Linked DNA regions of Homo sapiens: region 2 is linked to region 1. A link is an interaction called in ENCODE POLR2A ChIA-PET data of the cell type or tissue named here. Cell type or tissue: PC-3. All regions are shown on one strand. Links, peaks and the distances in the headings refer to the core of each region. The heading gives the core; the rest is flanking DNA.

Region 1 (4,399 bases), core at 142-4,141:
ACAAAAAAGCTAATCATGTTTCTGTTTAATTTCCTCACTGACAGGATAAAAACCAAATGACTAAGTGTGGCATAAAAAGTCCCACTTGGGAGGCCGAGGCAGGCGGGTCACTTGAGAGCAGGAGTTTGAGACTAGCCCGAGTAACATGGCAAAACCCTGTCTCTACAAAAAACAAAAATTAGCTGGGCATGGTGGTGCCCGCCTGTGGTCCCAGCTACCCAGTAGGCTGAGGTGGGAGGATCAATTGAGCCTGGGAGGTAGAGACTGAAGTGAGCTGTGATCACATCACTGCACTCCAGCCTGAGCAACAGATTGAAATGCTGTCTCAAAAAATGGCAGTCAGGCGCGGTGGCTCGTGCCTGTAATCCCAGCACTTTGGGAAGCCGAGGCACGCAGATCACTTGAGGTCAGGAGTTCGAGACCAGCCTGGCCAACATGGCAAAACCCTGTCTCTATTAAAAACACAAGGCGACAGAGCGAGACTCCATCTCAAAAAAATATATATATATACAAAAATTAGCTGGGCATGGTTGCACCCACCTGTAATTCCAGCTACTAGGGAGGCTGAGGCATGAGAATAGCTTGAACCCGGCAGGCGGAGGTTGCAATGAGCGGAGATCGCGCCACTGTACTCCAGCCTGGGTGACAGAGCAAGATTCTGTCCATATATATATATATATATAGTCTGAGAATATATATATTCCCGGACAACCAAAGCCTCTTTTCAGCTTTCTCTCTCACTACTCCCCTATACATGCCTGAATGCCAAAACAGACCGTCTTCTCATTCATCCATCCTCTGTGTCTCAGGACCAAAGCTGGTCTACCAGCTTGGAAGCCCTCTCTCTCTTGCTCACCTGGTAAACTCCTACCCATCCCTCAAGCCACAGGCCCAGCTCACCTCCTCTGTGAAGCCTTCCCTGAGTCTCCCAGACAAACTGAGGCACCCTGACGGCCCCCTTCTGAGGCTCCTTGTGGGAGCCTCCCTATCTGCCAGCCCCTCCACACTGTTGTACAGATCCTTCTCCCTAGGGAATGTGCTCCCTGACCCCAGGGCTCAGCACTGGCTGTTTTTGTGCCCCCAGCACCTAACACAGGCCCAAGAACAAAGTAGAGGCTCAGACTGATTAAGTAGCTATTAGGAGAGACAACATACATGGGAAGGAAAAGTAACTGGTGGTTTTATAATTTCTTTGGGGAGGTATATCAGGCCTGGAATCTGATTTGAGCTTTATATATATTATATATATATAAAATATATACATAATATATATAATACATATATTATATATATATAAAATATATACATAATATATATAATACATATATTATATATATATAAAATATATATATAATATATATAATACATATATTATATATATATAAAATATATATATAATATATATAATACATATATTATATATATATAAAATATATATATAATATATATAATACATATATTATATATATAAAATATATATATAATATATATAATACATATATTATATATATAAAATATATATATAATATATATAATACATATATTTATATATTATAAAACAATCTATAAAGGAGAAAGGTAAAGACAGAAAAGGCATTCCTTTTTTGTTTGTTTTTCTGGTTTTGTAGAGACAGGGGCCTCGCTATATTGCACAGGTTGGTCTTGAGCTCCTGGGCTCAAGCAATCTGCCCACCTCGGCCTCCCAAAGTTCTGGGTTTACAGGTGCGAGCCACTGTGCCTGGCCCAGGAAAGGTACTGCTAGACCAGAGGTCTGTCCTGAAGGATGAGAGGAATTAAACCAGAAGAACGCATTTCCTGGAGGCCTACGTCACACTCTGGTACAGTTGTAAGTCTCCATCTGTGAAAACATAAAGCCCTCAAGTGGGGATTCCAGAGAAATCAGGTCACATCTCAAAATACACTCAGTCCCTCAGAAGATAAAGTTCTCAACATCAAGACAATTACATTTTATATACTATTTAGTAGGGATTAAAATTTGTAGAGCTAGCGGCTATTAAGAAAAAAGTTTAAGCTACGTGAAATCAGAGAATAAATCACGGTTCTGAATGTAAATTGGGAGTCTTGGGCAGCTTCCAAACTCTGCACTCCTCTTCTGAGGTCTTTTATCTTCCGGTGATATAAGCTATAGTCAAATAATAAAAGAGTCACTGAGATGCTCTTCTCCTTACTCAGCACTTCGCTTGACTGCTCAGACTTTAGGTACGCAGCAAGAAGTGAGCTCACAGTGAAGTTTAAACGGCAAAGGCACTTCCCATCATTAGAAATCCTCCTTTGGATGCACTCAGAAGACTTTCCAATGGTTGCCACTCTGTTAGGGGACTGCTTCCAAAGACTGTCTTGTAAAAATTAAATGCTTGCCACTCCCTTGAAATTCCGAGTTAAAAACCTACCTACCTAGACATTATCCTGAAATTATTTCTTAAATTCCTAAAGTCGTAACATCCAGGCGCAAATGACATCCCATCGCGTCACATCATCTGCAGTAGTTATGTTTTCAGAAGTTGCCGTGAATGCCGTATTAGCCAATACTGAACCATTGCTCCTAGGGGAGAAACAGGACTAGGTTCCTACAGGCCTCTCTAGTCACATCATCTCACCAATATAGAACTTTGCTTTATGTGTGTTTCTGTTTAAAGACATGTCATTTAACACATATTGTTGATTCATTAATATTGAACTCACAGCCATCAGCACCACAACTCATGCTTGAAGAAACTAACATTACAAATTTTCTCTGCAAGGTACCTTACAGCCTTTCCACACTTAGGAACACTAGACACTTCTGAACTATGCTTGGGGCTACTTTAAGCAGCAAAATCACCAACAAAAATGCAAATACATTTTAGTGAATAGGTGAATTTGCAAATACAGAATCCACAAAAACTGTGGAAGCACTATAGTTTGTTTTACTCTTATGACATTACTGGCATATAGTGCAAACCCCTTCATTAGGTGTCATAGTAGGGGTGTCCCAACAGATCTAAGCCATGGTGTGGCTCCTATCCTTAGGAACCCTGCAGTCCAGCAATGACCCTCAACTTCTTTTTTTTTTTTCAGACGGAGTCTTGCTCTGTCACCCAGGCAAGAGTGCAGTGGTGCGATCTCAGCTCACTGCAACCTCCACCTCCCAAGTTCAAGTGATTCTCCTGCCTCAGCCTCCCAAGTAGCTGGGATTACAGGCGCCTGCCACCACACCCAGCTAATTTTTGTATTTTTAGTAGAGACAGGGTTTCACCATGTTGGCCAGGCTGGTCCAAACTCCTGACCTCAGGTGATCCACTGCCTCGGCCTCCCAAAGTGCTGGATTACAGGTGTGAGCCACCACGCCCAGCCGGCCCTCAACTTTTATCTTCCTGGATATACTTGGGGACTACCTCCCACTCCCTCACACCAGTAAGCCTCAAGGAGACCATGGTTTGAGAGCACTCCCATACCACCTTCACCCACCTCTATGCATATTTCAATACCATTCCCAGTAGGGCATGCTCCTTCCACTCAAGAGAGACCTGCTAGAAAGGAAAAGGCTAACAGCAGCAACTGTGATGCAGGCAGAATAAATAATGTGACACAGAAATCGGCAAGAGTCCAAAGAACTCACTGAGGGACTGCTATGAAAAACTCCTATCCCATCTACTCAGTTACATCTGGTTTCTTTGTACTAACATCTATAAAAACACAAAAATAGGAAAAGGACTAATTCTGACCTCCTTATCCCAGCAATGAGTAATCTTCATCCATATCAAACAACTGAAAGAAAAAAAAAAGACCCCAAAAACTCTATGGATTTTTATTAGGAGATATATTTCCAAATAAATTCTATATTCTCCTTTTATTTATCAAAATTTATAATATCTTTGTTTTGTTCAAATGTAGAATCATCATCACAATAACTAAATACAACAACTTTTGGGCTGGGCACGGTGGCTCATGCCCGTAATCCTAGCACTTTGGGAGGCCGAGGCGGGCGGATCACCTGAGGTCAGGAGTTCAAGACCAGCCTGGCCAACATGGTGAAACCCCGTCTCTTCTAAAAATATAAAAATTAGCCAGGCATAGTGGCAGGCACCTGTAATCCCAGCTACTCAGGAGTCTGAGGCAGGAGAATCACTCGAACTCCGGAGGCAGCGGTTGCAGTGAGCTGAGACCGCACCACTGCACTCCAGCCTGGGCAACAAGAGTGAAACTCCATCTCTAAAAATAAAGAAATAAATACAAGAAGCTTTGAAAATATGTAGGCCCTCTAGCCACAGGAAACTTAATTTAAATGTATATACATATTTTTGGCAAGAACAAATATAATATCCTAGGATAAAATTCTATGAGAATAGAATATGACTCTAAAGAAAAAAAAAGAATGAGGTAGAAATTCCAGTGGTTA
Region 2 (4,399 bases), core at 225-4,224, 300 kb before region 1:
GCTGGAGTGCAGTGGCACAATCTTGGCTCCCTATAATCTCTGCCTCCCAGACTCAAGTTGTTTACAACAAAAACACATGATTATAATCCTCCCACCTCAGCCTCCCAGGTAGCTGGGACTACAGGTGTACCCACCATGCTCAGCTAAGGGTTTGAAAAATTTTTTATAGAGATGAGGTCTCACTATATTGCCCAGGCTGGTCTTGAACTCCTGGGCTCAAGAGATCTTCCTGCCTTGACCTCTCAAAGTGCTGGGATTGCAGGTGTGAGCCACCACACCCAGCCCTTTCCACATTCTATCTCCATCTACACTGCTGTGCTGTGGTACTGAATTTCAGAAGGACGACACGGTAGCCCCCTTAGCCTCAGTTTCAGTTACCTGCCGTCAACTGCGGTCTGAAAATATTAAATGGAAAATTCCACATATAAACAATTAATACAGTTAATAAACAATTTTAAATTGCGAGCCATTCCAAGTAGCTATGAAATCCTGTGCCATCCTACTCTGTCTCACCCAGGATATGAATCATCCCTCTGTCCAGCCCATCCATCCAAACGTTGTCTACACTACCTGCCAGTTAGTCACTTAGAAGCCATCTCAGTTATTGGATTAAAAAACCTTAGTGTACACCTACTATCTGCCATTTCTACATCCACTGGGGTCTTGGGACACACCCCCCTCAGATAAAGCAGGACTACTGCACTGTAATTATCTAAATGGATAAGGATTAAATGAATTCAGTATAACTCAGTGCTAAATAGGGATGCTAAGTTATTATAATACATCCCATGAAGATGTTCAAGTACTGCCTGGCATCATGAAACCAATGGTTAACAGTGAGCATCACTTTTAGTTAAGGTAGCTGTTTAATAAAAGCATTCTTGTCCCTAGACACTCCAGCGACGTGAGATATTGCTCCTCTTAGACTAGCACGAACCATCCATCATACTTCAATGATACTGACAGAAAGCATGTCTCAGCCCTTGGCAAGAAGGCCGAACAATGGAATTCTGGCCCAAGTCCTTGTTAGGGGCAATGTCCTTTGTTTCTGGTTGCATTTACCTTGAGTAGGATTGTCTACATGGAGCCATACTCACAATCGAGGACCAGGCTGGTCTCCCTGAACCAGCATACTTTATACGAACACACCGTTCATGGAAGTGAAATAAGAGGTGCATAAAACAAGATGTTTATTATTGTTATGATGCATGGTACACTATTATTCTATTCTTTTCTTTTCTTTTCTTTTTTTTGAGCTGGAGTCTCGCTTTGTCACCTAGGCTGGAGTGCAGTGGTACAACCTCGGCTCACTGCAACCTCTGACCCCCGGGTTCAAGTGATTCTCCTCCCTCAGCCTCCTGAGTAGCTGGGATTACAGGAGTTCACCATCACGCCCAGCTAATTTTTGTATTTTTAGTAGAGACGAGGTTCCACCATGTTGGCCAGGATGGTCTCAAACTCCTGACCTCAGGTGATCTGCCTGCCTCAGCCTCCCAACGTGCTGGGATTACAGGGGTGAGCCACCGTGCCCAGCCTATTATTTTCTATTCTGTTCTATTTTCTTTTTGTTTTAAGCCAGTCATAACTCACCAAATTGATTTCAGTATCCAGTGATGGGTCAAGACCCAGGCATGAAGAAACCTACAGTCTAAAACCCATTAAATAAGCAGTGTGTATGTCAACTAACTTAACTGATCCCTGATCACTACAGAGAAGGAACACTAGACTATGAAAGAGAGCCTAGCCACTGCCTCTATATTTTGATTCTGCCCAATGATATTTACCAGGTTTTATTTCATGTTCCTAGAACCAATATTATTGCCAATACCACCGCTGCAAGGGAACACTTTAATAGAACAAAAAGAAAAATAAGTGATCTTTAACTTGCATTATACTCATACAATAAGAAATAGACTTTCCATGGGAGATGCAGTAAATAGTTGTTCTCAAACATTTAAAGGAATGACAGAAACCACAATGTTTGCCATCGCAGATTGCAATGCACCACCCCACGCCCCACTCACAAAGCTTGACAGAACCCATTTCATTCCCAGTTGTCATTTTATAAACTGTCAATCATCCATAATATCCACTTCCCTTGAGTTTCAAAACTTGATGAATCATTCTTGGGGTAATCTTTCTTTTTTTTTTTCCTCTTTTTAAAAAATATAACACAATAACATCAAACAACCTCTTCTTTTTGAATGTTATCACCTTAGAGATGGAAAACATGAGACTCTTGAAAACAGGGTATCATCTGGGAGGGCCAGCTATAGCAGATAAATGTCTCAACATGCCCACATTTATACTGGTCCCTAGCCATTTTCACTCTATGTCTCCTACAAAACTAAGATAATAATGATCATGGTTACAATGAAGTCGTATTTCTATTCCAGCAATGATGGCAGCCTGCTGACTGTAATTAGCTACATTTATATGAAATGCTGATAACAGCCAAGGGTTTTACATAAACAATATTCTACTTTTTAACCTTGCCCTAATGAGGCTTCTTCTTAAAATTATATTTAAAAAGCTGGAAAAAAAGGGATGAATATAGCACAGCTATGGACACACCTGCAGTAAGAGTTAATAAACTCCACTAATTGGGTCTTTTGAATAACTTACCCTTTGCACATTTACACACACACACACACGTTTCAAACAGCTGGGAAATTATTCCCAGTATTGGGTGACTTTTGGCTCACCAAGAAGAGTGACTCAAGTATGCAACCCTGCATGATTCATCTATGGAATGCAAACCTTTGAATAAATATGAGAGCTTATTTTGTGACAGCTTTTCATTTCTCCTTTATTGAACTCAAATTTGTCTTTTTTTTTTTTTTTTGAGACGGAGTCTCGATCTGTCGTCCTGGCTGGAGTGCAGTGGCGTGATCTCGGCTCACTGCAACCTCCGCCTCCCAGGTTTAAGCAGTTCTCCTGTCTCAGCCTCCTGAGTAGCTGGGACTACAGGCGCATGCCACCACACCTGGTTAATTTTTGTATTTTCAGTAAAGACGGGGTTTCACCACATTGGCCAGGCTGGTCTCGAACTCCTGACCTCAGGTGACCCACCTGCCTTGGCCTCCCAAAGTGCTGGGTTTACAGGCATGAGCCACCGCGCCCGGCCCACTCAAATTTGTCTTGAAAGTATCTGGGCGACATATGAAAGGTGCTGCTGCTGTTTGACAGAGCCGTTAACTATGCCTCATTGCCTGGTCTGTGCAATGGCAGTGTCTATTACTAAGGTATTAGCAGTTGACCTAGTTCACCAGGAGCCAAGACAGCTGTGGGACTGGACTCCCATGGCCTGTGGGTCTGGTGGCTTCTGTTCCGAGCCCTGCGAGTGAGACCCATTCACAGCACTCGGTGAAATGGCAAATCCAGTCACCCAATCTTTCACCCGACTCCATTCTGTGGTTGAGTGTGTAGGTCCAATAGGAATGGCACCACAGTTGTGTTAAATTCTGGAGAGACTGAGGTTATGGTATTGACCAAAGCTGCTCATTATACAAATATGTGACAAATGACACATTTATTTTTAAAGTGGTTAAACTTCAGAAAAATCCCGGGTGTATTTGACAACTAGTTAGCTATCTTCCTAATAGTAACCAGCTATGGCTTGGATGGAAAAACAACAAAAACAATCAGATGAACTTCTTTGGAAACAACTCTGACCTACTGTAATGTAACACTGGGCATCCCTTTTACATACTAAGCCTCAGTTTCTCTGTAATGGGGACTGTATGATTATAAAATCCCCACTGGTCCCAGTTACTGGCATTATAATCTGAGAGGAACAATGCTCTCTGGCAATAATCTCAGATCATGCGCACTCCTGATGACCTTCGGGCTGCCCCTAGGAAGCACACTGTGGAATCTTCAGGAAGTACCAAAATGGGACAATGTGCCCCTCTCATCCCCAGTGCTACGCATCTTCTTTACCTCTCTCTCCCCAGCTCACAGATGGCCTGGACTTAAATACCAGCTCTGCTGCTCATGGCCACGAGGCTATAAGCAACATATGTGCCTCTGTGCACATGGTTCCTTCTCTTGTAAAACTGGGATCATCATAACTGAACCTACCTCGTATCGGGGATTTAAGAGATGAAATGAGATACACATGTAAAGTCCTAGGCACAGGTGCGGCCCACACTGCTTTCATAGGAAAAGTTAGCTACTGTTATTCCTAGGAACTTGCATTTTTGCATCATTGTTTGTTCAGTGTGCCTTTATCGAGTGTCTTTGTTTCAAGAGGCACAGATGGAGCCCGTCTTCAAGTAGCTCTCAAGAGTGTCAGAAACAGATCCCACACCCTGTACTGTGTTTGCCTGAAACTTAAAAGGGTTCTAAGCCTCTGAGGTGTGGCATATTTAACAGGGGCTTAGCTAGAATATGAGAA

Evidence for each region. ChIA-PET counts read pairs that join two places held together with the same protein. Peaks named below come from ENCODE experiments on the same cell type or tissue, not always from the same donor. Only the 100,000 strongest peaks of a DNase experiment are listed, where the experiment ranks them.
Region 2: POLR2A ChIA-PET joins it to region 1 with 11 read pairs; 3 of 35 experiments call an interaction of 5 or more read pairs at or near these places.

What each region holds. Positions count from the first base shown.
Region 1 is chr10:12,398,180-12,402,578 of GRCh38, reverse strand. All of the region lies in intron 1 of CAMK1D (calcium/calmodulin dependent protein kinase ID), which reads right to left. Among named protein-coding and RNA genes, the nearest start is that of CAMK1D, 51 kb to the right of the region's middle. In PC-3, for the core only: no CTCF peak of the experiment used is centred there; DNase peaks (open chromatin) are centred at 1,848, 2,168 and 3,588; H3K4me3 peaks cover 478 bases; H3K27ac peaks cover 2,963 bases.
Region 2 is chr10:12,702,315-12,706,713 of GRCh38, reverse strand. The region is part of intron 3 of CAMK1D (calcium/calmodulin dependent protein kinase ID); the gene reads right to left. Among named protein-coding and RNA genes, the nearest start is that of MIR548Q, 21 kb to the left of the region's middle. In PC-3, for the core only: no CTCF peak of the experiment used is centred there; DNase peaks (open chromatin) are centred at 553, 2,013 and 2,703; H3K4me3 peaks cover 473 bases; H3K27ac peaks cover 4,000 bases.